Linked DNA regions of Homo sapiens: region 2 is linked to region 1. Evidence: chromatin contacts called from ENCODE Hi-C or POLR2A ChIA-PET data. All regions are on one chromosome and are shown on one strand. The core of a region is the stretch at or near the end of the contact, and the rest is flanking DNA. Distances in the headings are between cores, read along the strand shown. Region 1 overlaps ST3GAL3 (ST3 beta-galactoside alpha-2,3-sialyltransferase 3). Region 2 holds the start of SLC6A9 (solute carrier family 6 member 9).

Region 1 (5,846 bases), core at 1,735-4,234:
AGGGAGATTTCACTGTTTATCAGTTTAACAGATGTTTACTGAGAAACTACGACACACTAGGCTTGAAAATACAGTGGTGAGTAAGAACAAAAATGTTCTTATTCTCAAGGAATTTTTGTTTTAGTCAGGGAGATACAAAACAACCAAACAAATGAAATGAACAAAATACTGAACAGTGATAAGCAGTACGAAGAATATTAAAGCATGTAACGGAGACCAAGGGTAGAGGTACAGGCAGTGTTAGACAGGGTGTTTCAGGAAGGCTTCTCTGAGGAGGTGGCACCCAGGCTGAGACCTGGAGACAGAAGCAAGCTAAGAAAAGATCAAGAGAAAGAGTTCCAGGCGGAAGGAAAAGCAAGCGCAGCAGCCCTGCTACATCTAAAGAAGAAGTCAGAAGGTCAGTGTTGCTGGCGCACAGAGCACAGAAAGCAGGAGGTGGGAAAACGAGGTCAGAGAGGAAGACAGGAGCCGCATCTGCAGGAGGGTGTACAGGCCGCAGAAAGATGTCTGTGTTCTATTTCATTAGCAATGAGAAGCCCTGCTTAAAACCCCGGGAGTAACAGAGTCGGATTTATATTTTTAAATATAAACTTGGGCCATTATGTGGGAACTAAATTGATTATTCTGGCAACTGAGTAAAAGGTAGATTAGGGGAGAGAGACTGAAGACAGGGAGATCAATAAGGAGGAGACTCATGCAACCCTCTGGGTGAGAACTGATGGTGGCCTGAACCGGGTCGATGGCAATGGGAATAGAGAAAAAAGGAGAAATGCCAAAAAAAAATGCTTAAAAGGGAAAACTTCAGGATGTAGTGACTGATGGGACATGAGTGAGACAGGAAGGGAAGAGAATGATATCTAGCTTGGGCTTGGGCAAATGGATGCTGACTGTTGCTTGATGGAAAGTAGGCTGCATCCTAACCACATGACCCTTCCTCCCCTCTGGCCACTGACAACTGGCCCATGGGCTCAAGGGAAGGTAATCCATAGACTCCTCATCCACCTAGAGGCAGATAGGGTCTCTCTTTTGGGAATTTAAATTGGGAAGTACAGACAGTTGGGGGATTGGTAGGAGACACAAGCAGACAAAGAAGTGTAGAGACTTGGATGCTGTAGGCTGCGCTAGATGCTGGGCCCTAGCGCCCACATTAGTGGCAGAGCATCAGAGCCAAGAGTCACAACCCTGCTGTTGAGGGCAGCAAGACAACTTTAGATTCAAAATGTTCTCCCTGTTCCAGTCTCTGTGAAAACCAGCTATCCCATGGATCATCTTTCCATGAGGCCTTGAGGTTTGGTTTTTCTTCAGTTCCCAGAAGGCCTTGCCTATAGTTAATACTCTTCATGTCTCTTGCTACATTGAAGCTGTCTGCAGTCTGAGCGGCCTCACCTCACCTTCCAGCACCATCCAGGCCTCTACCTTCTGGATGGCTGTGTGAGGTGAACCTGCCACCAGGCTGGATCTGAGCAACACATGTCTCCTCCACAGGGTCTGAAGCTCAGAAGCAGAGGCTCCACTTGGACCACAGCTCTCAACTTTCTTCTCCAATCTAGCTTTATGAAAGAGCCCTTAACTTGGGAGGTTTAGCAGTCTGTTAACAGAACTGATACCTCAATGTTCACGTCGCCACCTGTTTCTTGTTTTTTAGTCTCTCAACTGTTTAGATCCTGGAGGGATCTAACCCCCCCAGTCTTAGTCCCTCAATTTCTTCCCTCCCAACCCCAATCCCAAACAAAACCTGAGTAAATGAGATTCCTGCGGACAAACAGAGAAAAGAAAAGTCTGAGGAGAAAAAACATCATCATTAATTTAGGAGGATGTGATAATATGGACAAGAAAACAGTGAAATAATCAGAGACAGGAGTAGCAGGACAGAGAAAGCCAAAGGAGGTGAGAATTGATCACAAGGAGTATCCCAATGTGGCAAAGAGGCAGAAGAAGCTGATGGCTGAAAAGATAGCACAGAATTATTCACTGGGGAGCATCTGTAACTTCAGTGGAAACAATTTCTGTACAACAATTTGATGGCAAAGACTCAACTGTGAATGGAAGCTGTTGATGCAGTATACTTATGTCAAGAAGTTTCTCCTTAACTTTCATTAATTTAACTTACCAAACATATACAGAGTTCTTACTAAGCTCGAGAGACTGTATGAAAAGATCAGACATGGTATCTGACATCAAAGAGCTTTTGAACCATCAGAGAGATAATAGAGAGATTCAAATAACGATATTACAAGTCTCTAGAGAAGTTGCTATGGGAGTTTATTTTTACTTACTTATTTATTTATTTTGAGACAGAGTCTCGCTCTGTCACCCAGGCTGGAGTACAGTGGTGCGATCTCGGCTCACTGCAACCTCTGCCTCCCAGGTTCAAGCGATTCTCCTGCCTTAGCCTCCCAAGTAGCTGGGACTACAGGCATGTGCCACCACACTCGGCCAATTTTTGTATTTTTAGTACAGACGGGGTTTCACCATGTTGGCCAGGCTGGTCTCGAACTCCTGACCTCAAATGATCCACCCACCTCGGCCTCCCAAAGTGCTGGGATTACAGGCACGAGCCACCACGCCTGGCCTGTCGTTTAGATGCAAGGAGAATTTTTGGCTGGGAGAAACTGGGAAGATATGGAGGAGATAGTACTTAAGCTGGTATGAGATGACCTTATAGGACAGGCTGTACTGGTAGTGTGGGAACAGCTATGGAAAGGCACTGAAGCATGGAAAGTGAGGGGTGTGTGGTTTCAGGAAGGTAAAATCATACCTAACTAATTTAGTAGGGTTTCTTTCAGGAGGTAAAAATGCATGTGACTGAAAGGGAACCAGTCCATACAATCTATTTAGACCTTCATAAAAAGGCTTTGACACATCAAAGACTATTTTTAAAAAGTGAGTCACCATGAAATTGAGGAAGAAACTGCTATGTCATGCCAGGAGACAAAAGGTACCTGGGTGCAGATCAGGGGCAGGACATCCCCTAGGGCAACAGCGTTCACAGGGACATCAGGAAGTCTGGGAGTAGCTGGAATTCTACCAGCTGCTGCCCTCTAAGACTGCGGGGGGTGGGGGCAGTGTAAGGGTGGCACTGCTTACAAACCCCTGTGTGTACGACTCAAGCAGGTGGAATGAATATGGAACTAGGCATGTGCTGCTGAAACTGAGAGTAAGATGGTATATAAGGTTTGGAGCTCAGGGGATGGGAAAAGTTTTAGTACAGCTGCTCTAGAAACAGGAAAGGAAGCTGATAAAGGAAATGGAAAAGGCAATATTGCCAAGTACTGAATAGGGCACAGTCTGAAACTGGGAGATGAGTGTGATTCACCTTTCTATCGAGTCTCAAATGAAAGACAGCCCAATCAGAGACAAGATGGGCAGACTTGGTCAGAGCTTGGTATCAGTGGGACATTTTCAGGAGGACAAGGGGGTAAAGGCATGGAGGCTGCTACTGAAAGGAGCCAGCCTGGGTGAATAGGAATGGAAGGGAAGTCAGCCAGGGCTGAGCACTGGGAGAACAGGGAGGGCAGAAAGCCAGCAACCCAGAAGAGGTCGAGGGCAGGGACCTGCAGGTGGCATGGACCTGTGCAGCACAGCAGACAAGGCATGCGTTTGAACCAGGCCACCATGGTGCTAATCCGGGCTCCACTGTTTTTCCCACTATGTAACTTTGGGCAACCTACTTAAATCTTGCTGAGCCTTAATTTCCTCATCTGTAAAAAGAGTAACACAAAGTTCAAAATTTATCTGAGCCCCCTCAAACTAGATAGTATTAGAATCCCAAAGTGTTCAGATTTTAGGAAAGCAGCATACTGCACAAACCATATATTATTTAACATCCCCCTATGAGGTTTGGGGCAGCATCCTGTAATTAAATATTAATATTTCTTCTATGAAATGAATTTTTATGCTAAAAGGGACTATAAATACATTCATACCATTTCAGGTCAGATTTTACTGCCAAACGAATTTTGACACTGATCTTTTGAAAAAAAAATGTTTAAAGATGTTTCAAGTTCATATTTGCCATACTGGTGGACCATTAATAGAACCCACCTCATAAGGCCATGTCATGAGGATTAGATGTCCAAATTAACATAAAGCACTGAACACAGTGCCTGGCATGTAGTTAAGTCCTCAATACATGCTGCTGTTAGTGTTTTTATCATCAGCATCATCACCGTTGATGACAGTGTGGCTGAAGTAAAAGAGGGACTGATAAGTGGAGAGGAATATAGAGAGGGAGAAACAGTGAAAATAAGGCAGAAAAGCAGACCAGATGGGGTTTTGAATACCAAGTTAGGAGTCTGGATTTTATTGAGTAAAAGTAGACAGAGTAGAGAAAGACACTATATATTTTTCAGAAAATTAATGATATCAACAGATTTTTGCTTCAGGAAAACCATTCTAGCGGCAGTGTGTAAGACAGAGCGTAAGGAGGCTAAGACCTAGCAGGAGAGCTTTGTGGTAAGCCAGGTGACAGACAATGAGGGTCTCACGTGAGGCTGTTGGGGGCCGGATGAAATTCAAAGGGAGAATGGACAGGATTGGGAAACTGATCGGATGTGGGATGGTGAGGACTAAGAGAAAATACTACCACAGAATACAAGGGAGTAGAAATATTCCAGAAATAGATGGGAAGCAATAATGTTAAATGTAGCAAAAGAAAGGAGAAGATAAGGTGTGGAAAGCATTCTTTGGGTTTGCCAATTAGGATGCTACTGGCGATTTCAGAAAGAGCAGGTTCAGTTAACTCCGTGAGAATGGAAGCCACACGTTATCAAATGTCATAGAGCAGCCAGTAAAATACAGACTGAAAAAATAGGGAGCTGAATTCAGTAACAAGGAGGTTTTCAATGACCTTTCAAATTCATTGCAGTTTGACTTAATGAAGTATTATGGGTAACTGGCAAACCGCAGTGGTTTGGTATAGGGATGGGAGAGTAAGAAGTAGATTGCCCAATAGATTTATTTTCTCTATGAAATGGGAGGTGATCATTGCATGTGGAAATTGGGAGGGAAGGAACTAGCCTTCCAGTTTGAAATAGGAGATTTCAGTTGGGGGTTGAAAAACTTTCTCTGTAGGTGGACAGTAAATATTTTAGGCGTTGTAGGCCACAGTCTCTGTCACATATCCTTCTGTTTTTTTGTTTTGTTTTGCTTAGCAACCCTTTAAACATGTAAAAATCTTTTTTTTTTTTTTGAGACAGTCTTGCTCTGCCACCCAGGCTGGAGTGCAGTGTCGTGATGTCAGCTCACTGCAACCTCTGCCTCCTGGGTTCAAGTGATTCTAATGCCTCAGCCTCCCAAGTAGCTGGGATTAGAGGTGTGTGCCACCATGCCTGGCTAATTTTTTGTGTTTTTAGTAGAGTGGGGGTTTCACCATGTTGCCCAGGCTGGTTTCAAATTCCTGGACTCAAATGATCCGCTGCCTCCCAAAGTCTCCTAAAATGCCGGGATTACAGGCATGAGCCACTGTGCCTGGCCTAAAAATATAAAAATCATTTTTAAGTCAGGTCACACAAAAACAAGCTGTGGGCTAGATCTGGCATAGGAACCACAGTTTGCTGACCTGATTTAGATTACTCCCATTCAAATCTCCCCAAGTGACAGAAACGACTGCATGTTCATTGTAAAGCAGAAGCACCCAGGACAAAGACAGAAGAGACACAAAACTGGAAACCAAGTAGACAAGTGGAAGTCAGCAAACTCAAGAAAGCTGAATCCTGTGCTGGTAGTGGGAAAAGTTGAACTGAACGTGAAATACATCACAGAACTCCCCAAAGACTCAATCACTGGCAGCATCAGGTACCACTAGAAGAGGGAATGAAGATGATACTAAAAACAAGATTCCCGGT
Region 2 (5,935 bases), core at 2,470-4,969, 250 kb before region 1:
CCACCTGCAAGCCTGCTCGACCTCTCCAGACCCAGGATGGGAGCATCGAGGAAGAACTACAACTGCCAGCACCACCCCAGCCCCAACTTCAGTCATGGCCACTCCTCAGATAATAGGTCACTGAAGGGACCTCGGTTATGTAGGGACCCTGGTTATGCAGGGACCCCACTCCCTCCCTCCAGGTGCAGTGAATTGGAACACTGGCACTCTGAAAATGGAATGTTATGAACATTGGGTGCTCTGGATGTTGGGTACCCCAGGCCCCCTGGAATTTGGCACTGGGGGCTCTGGGTTTTGGGTCCTCTACAGTGTTGGGTGCTCTGGCACCCTTGACATTGGGAATTCAGGACTTTGGGAGCTCAAAGCGATTGAGGAGTCTGGGTGTTGAAAGCTCTGGAGATTGGGGCTGCCCCTTGGACAACGCCAAAGTCAATACTTCCTGTCTATATGCCTGATTTTACCTGGAGCCACTGAGGTCCAGCCCGGAACCCCTGTTCTGAACCCCATGATTGGCTTATGCTGCCCCAAGGCTGGGGTGGCAGGGCTGGGGTGGCGGGGTTTCAGGGGTAGAGAAACCACAACAGGATGGCCTAAGGGGTACCTGGAGCCCCAGAGACAGCTCTCAGGTCTGAAACCAATCTAACCTGCTCCTCTGCATTGGGACAGGGCAGTGGAGGTGCCAGGCACTGACCACTGGGCTCCAGGTTCAAGAAAGGAAGAATCTGAGAGCAGAGCCCAGGCAGGCACCTCCCAGTAATGCTTCCTGGCTACTGAGGCTGGGGTTCTAAGGAGGTGGAGACCCCTGGCCAGGCCTGGCTTCAACTACAGGCAATGTCCACCCTCCCCCACCTTCTCAGCAGGCCCCCAGCACCACTCCATCAAGGTGCCCAGTGCTGCCAGCTCCTGCAGTGACCACCAGAAGTGGCCCAAGTCTGGCATTATTCATATTCCTACTAGACACACACCTAAGCTGACTATGTGCATCTCGAAACAGAGGCCTTGATCCTGCAGGCTGATGACACCACTCGAGGAAACCAGCCAGCCCTGGGGGCTCTGACGCTGGATGCAGCCCTCCCAGGAAATAGCTCCACTGGCTGCAGTAACTGGAGGCTCCTGAGCCACATTTCAGCCTGCAGTGGGTGGTGGGTGGGCCCCAGCCCAACTGCTGCCCTGCCCCAGGAAGAAGCAGGCCCGTCAAAATGTCTGACCCCGTCCGTCCCCCATCCCCTCCCCTGCCCCAGTCTGTCCTCAGTCCTGATCCCCCTGCCCGCCCCACAGTGGCCCAGGCTGGCCATGCCCTTCCCACCCTGCAGGCCAGCTGCTCAGAGCCAGGGGCTCACAGCCAGGGACGGAGGCTATCCCAGCTCCCACCCGGGCTGGGCCCAAACCTGCCTCCTTTGGGCCTCATTCTGATTGGAAAAAAACAGCCTCTCTAGTCCCTGTCTCAGGAAGATGACTTTTCAAACCAGAATCTTTCTCACAAGTGTCTCCTCAGGACACAGCTGTGTGGTTTCCTGAAGCTCTTTCTGGTTCAAGGTGGGTAAAACACACATATCCATGAATCTGTTTCTATGTATACAAATAGACTTTGAGCTATGCCAGTGTTAGTCTAATAAAGCCCTCTGGCCAACATCCCCAATCTCCCTAAACACTCCAAGGAAAATTTTCTCTTCACCCCACGTCCCTGTCCCTAGGTTAGTCCCCAAGCCTTCCTCTTTCTGACGGAGCCTCAGAGGGCTGGCCCCTGAGCACCCATCCTCCTCTCTTCTAACAGCCCAGGCCCCAAGCCCCTAGGCCTGAGGGCATCCTGGAAGTCTGGCTTGCAGCACCCTACACCTGCCTCCCTTCATATGGATTCCCTGAGCCATGAAAACTCTCGGAATCTTCACTGAGTGTTCTTAGCGCTCAGTGCCCTCTTCTAGGCCTGTCCCCACCCCAGCCTACTGCTGGAAGGGAGAAGGAGGGAGGCCTTTTCCCCTTCATACTCTTCCTTGTCCGCCTTCCTCTACTTGGGGGCCTCTTCGACATCCTCCATCTGCCTTCCCTGGGGTGGTATCCCTTTTGATGAGCCCCAGCGAGGAGGCAAGGAGGAAGATCCTAAAAAAAACTTATGGAGGAAGTTACGTCCTGGCAGGAGAGATATAGAGGGCTTGGACCCCATCTGCCCAGTCCCAGGAATTGAGCACACACATAACTACACAGACCTGCTGCAGTGCACACAATCAGTCTTCCACAGATGTACCTACACAAATACACAATCGGGGCTCAGGTGTCTGGGGGCACAGACACAACAGGTTGCCTAGATCCAGGTGTGTGTGCACACAACTCACGCAAGAAACACCTGCACTTGGCTTGTAGGAGACTAAAAATCCCAAACATGCTATACCTACTAGGTTTGGGGACAAAGTAAAAGTGAAAATAATCTCGCTGATAAGACTAAGGTGTCTTCCCAGATCTGATCAGGAGTCCAATGTGAATAGGAGACAACAGAGAGCTGTCTTTGTACTTTGGCTCTGAGGAAGGTTTGTGGAATGGACCGCGTGTGGCCTGAGAGAGCTCGCATTTCAGGGAATGCCTGGGCTTGATGCCTGTTATCTTGTTCAGTGCCTCTGATAAATTAATAAACTGGAATCTCACTCAACAATTGGTTTCACGTGAGTTTGGCATGTGTGCACTCGCTTCTTGGAGGCTGACTGTCCCAAGGAAAAAAATTAAACTGTTTCCTGGCCAGAAAATGGTGAGGACTCAGGGTCCAAAGTAGAAATTGCCTCTGTGGGCTGGGCCCCTTCCCTGAGCAGATGCCCTACTCAGGTTGGGGCAAAAACCAGTTCCTCTGACAGAACTAACTGGCCACTCTCCATGAAAGGTGGTGGCTCTCACAAGGTATGCAAATGTGGGAGGCTCATTCCAAATGCCAGCCACCACTCCCCAGAGGCAGCCTGGAGCAATGGGCTTTATATACACACACATGCATTTCCTTAGCCCCTTCTCTCTGTTTCACAGAGGAGGAAACCGAGGCTCACCATGCTCCTTTTGGCAAAGACTCTTTTTTAGCTGAGATTGTAACCCAGGTCTGTCTCACCATGGAAGGAGGAGGGATCCCAGGTTGGTGTCTGCAGCCCCTGTAACACCACCTCAAAAGTAGAGCTGACCAAGCCGGTGGTCCAGGAGGGAAATTTGAGAAAGGGCTACCCCGAGCCCTCCAGTTCCAAGGAGTAGGACCTAGGCCTTACCCAGCAATGCCCACAGTCTCTAGCGGCTCTGCTCCAAAGGGAATGGAATTTGCTCTGACTTCTCTCTAGGGGAAACGCAGGCGCAGAAGGCCAGGGGCCTGGAGGGCTAACTCCAGCCTCAGCCCCCCATAGTGCCCCAGGCCTTCTGGCTTCATTCCAGCCTAGCCCGAAGGGGCCCACATCTGCTTGCTCAAGGGCCCCAGCTGGAGGGCAGCGAGGCAGGGGCGGAGAAGGGGACTCCTTTGTGGCGCTCACTCCCAGGGGTTCGTGGGGATCAATCATCTGAAAGCTGGAGAGACTTGTAATTTTATTCCCTGGGAGGAGGAGCCTGAGAAGTCGGCACGGGAGGAGGGGATGGGATGGAGAGGGGAGGACGGCCAGGGGAGCCGTTCGGGTAGGGGAGGGACTTGGCTAGATCTCCCAAGCCTTCTCCACTCTTCAAACTTTCACCAAACTCTTAGCCCCCGCCTCCCCGAAACCAAAACACAACAGGCTGTGGAAGAGCTGCGAGCGGCGCGGCGGGGCGGGCGAACTCGGCGCGGCACAGAGCCTCGGGAGGCTGATGCAACTTTCCCTTTAAGAAAGCCACCTGGGCGCACCGCGGTGCGGACCCAGCACGCCTGGGCCGGGGGCTGCAGCATGGTAAGGGGGCTGGGGGAAGGGACGCTGGGGCCCGCGCCTCCGTCTGTCCTGCCGTCGGTCTGAGTGTTCGGCGGCTCCGCGGGGCTGAGCCCCAGGACCAGCGTGTGCGTGTGTGTGTGTGTGTGTGTGTGTGTGTGTGATCGCGCATGTATGCGGGCATCTGTGGGTAAGAGTGTGGGTGCACGCACCGGGATGTCTGTCTCGCCGCAAAGATCGGGGTAGGTGCGCGCGTCTGGGTGTCACCGCTGTCACCAAGGAGCTGAAGCGGGAGGGAGAGGGAAGTGGGGGGAGCTCCTGCGTGGGGTGGCGGGGGGGCGCCAGACGCCGGTTCGATCGGGGGCGGCGGGCGCAGGCTGTGCGGGTAGCGCCGGAGCCAGAGCGTGGCACTGTCCGTCCGAGGAGCCAGTGGTTCTGCGCTCTGGGGGCCTGCAGGGGTCGACAGTCGGCCGTGCCTGCACCCAGCGTGCGGGCTCCCGCTCGCTCCATCGCCTCTCAGCGCCCGCCAGCCTGGCTGCCTATCTGGCCCCTCCAGCCGGCCTGCCTCCCTATCTGCCCTCCCGGTGCCGGTTCCAGTGCCCGTGCGCCCGCGGGACCCGGGAAGCCGCGCGGGAGAGTCCTGGCGCACTCAGCCTCTCTTTGTCCGCGCTCTGGCCGCGGCTTTGGGAAGGGACTGCGAGCGAGCCGGGAGTTCTCTGGGGGTTGCTACCCTGGGAAGAATCCGTGCCCTCCCCACCCCAACCCTCATTACCGGCACACCTAGGGCGGGGCCGGGCGGCCGCAGGTGAGGGCAGGGGCCTAGCAGCCCTGGAGAGCCCACCCCCGGCCGGCGCTCCGCACCCGGCAGCCACTGCAGATCTCGAGCAGGCGGCGGGGCCGGGCCGGGCGGGAGAGTGGGGCTTGCCCGGAGGGCCGGGAGGGGCCGGTGCCGGCCCGGGGGCGGGGCCGTGGGGCGGGGACCTCGGCGCCCCGGTACTTTTCCACCGCAGGGGCCGGGGGCGGGGCCGCCGCCTCCACGCCAGCTTAGGCCCACACGTGGCGGCTGATGTAACGCCCGTGCCCCCACATCTCTCTCCCCGATTAAAGCGGACGCGCCCCACTTCGAGGAACCGGGACGCTGCGGGCGGTGCCGCTGCTCCCAGACCGACCGCGCCCCTGCCCGCCGGCCGGAGGCCTCCGCGCCTCGGGCCGGCGGATACTTAAAGGAGCCGCACCCCCTTTCGGGCCTGCTCTCCGCAAGCCACACCCCCTCGCGGATCACTCTTAAAGGAGACGGGACGCTTGCTCGCTGACAGCTTCCGCACAAAGCGCGGTCTATTTCTCCGCTGAAAGGAGCGTGAGGGTGCGGCCGTTGGGAAATAAAGGCTGCAGGGCGAGGAGTGGGGAAAGAGAAAAACCTGAAAGGTTAAAGACTGCCAAAGTGAGGGAGCATCAGAAGGTTGGAGAGTAGTGGGTGAGGGGACTGGTTCTAGGGACTAATGGGCGACACTGAGCATGCCCAAGTGTTTCCAAGGACCGCAGAGAAAACGCCCCCTTTACTTGGCCTATGCGGCGACTGCGGCTGTACCTGCTCAGTTCCCGGCTCTGGGGACACAGAAGAATCACGCCTCTGCCCTGGTAGAACTCTCCATCTAGTGGGGAGCCAGACTTGGGCACAAGGAAGCATGCCTCAATTGCTACGTGTGGCAAGCGTGGGGGTACAGTAGGAAGGCTGACAGCAACGGGGAGGACCTAGGAAGGCTTCATGAAGATAATAGCATTGGGATAGGTTTTGAGGATGGGTAGGATACATACAGGTGGAAGTGGAGACAAGGGTGCTCAAAAAACATGGAACGGGTGCCGGGGCAAAGGCATGAAGCAGGAGCCCTCTGCAAGTGCTGGGTAGTCTCACGTGGCGGCAGATGGCCGCAGGCTGCTGACCTGGGCTCCCAGGTAGAACTAAGGGCTGTTTCCTGCTCCCACAGCTCCTCCACTTCCTCCAACACAGTGAATGGAAATTATGCTTCTTCCTCTGTCTACTAAACTGTGCGGTCCTTCAAGCTAGGAAAAGAGCCTGTCACCTT

The links. Hi-C counts contacts between places; a loop is a spot of excess contacts on that map. ChIA-PET counts read pairs that join two places held with the same protein, here RNA polymerase II (POLR2A). Pooled maps may share reads with other maps.
Region 2: a loop to region 1 is called in a pooled map, with 2.5 times the contacts of the local background. The contact joins the promoter of SLC6A9 here to the enhancer-like site in region 1. A Hi-C loop is called at or near these places in 2 of 168 maps with a recorded cell type or tissue (heart right ventricle and pancreas) and 2 of 50 pooled maps. POLR2A ChIA-PET finds 5 or more read pairs at or near these places in 3 of 52 experiments (AG04449, K562 and Panc1).

Annotation. Positions count from the first base shown.
Region 1 is chr1:43,780,954-43,786,799 of GRCh38, reverse strand. The region is part of intron 2 of ST3GAL3 (ST3 beta-galactoside alpha-2,3-sialyltransferase 3); the gene reads right to left. Among named protein-coding and RNA genes, the nearest start is that of MIR6079, 55 kb to the left of the region's middle. RefSeq lists a silencer at 1,441-1,490. Within about 2 kb of position 2,984, at least 8 of the 41 ENCODE cell types and tissues checked have a DNase peak (open chromatin) inside an H3K27ac peak, as active enhancers do.
Region 2 is chr1:44,029,246-44,035,180 of GRCh38, reverse strand. SLC6A9 (solute carrier family 6 member 9) reads left to right here and starts at 3,719. Exons shown (of 14, transcript NM_001024845.3): 1 at 3,719-3,875. LOC107984948 (a long non-coding RNA gene) reads right to left here and starts at 4,767. Exons shown (of 2, transcript XR_007066054.1): 1 at 4,632-4,767. It overlaps LOC124904168 (a long non-coding RNA gene), which reads left to right. Exons shown (of 4, transcript XR_007066055.1): 3 at 861-1,536; 4 at 2,454-2,638. RefSeq lists enhancers at 1-470, 3,989-4,585, 5,227-5,784, 5,785-5,935 and silencers at 4,178-4,247, 4,568-5,117.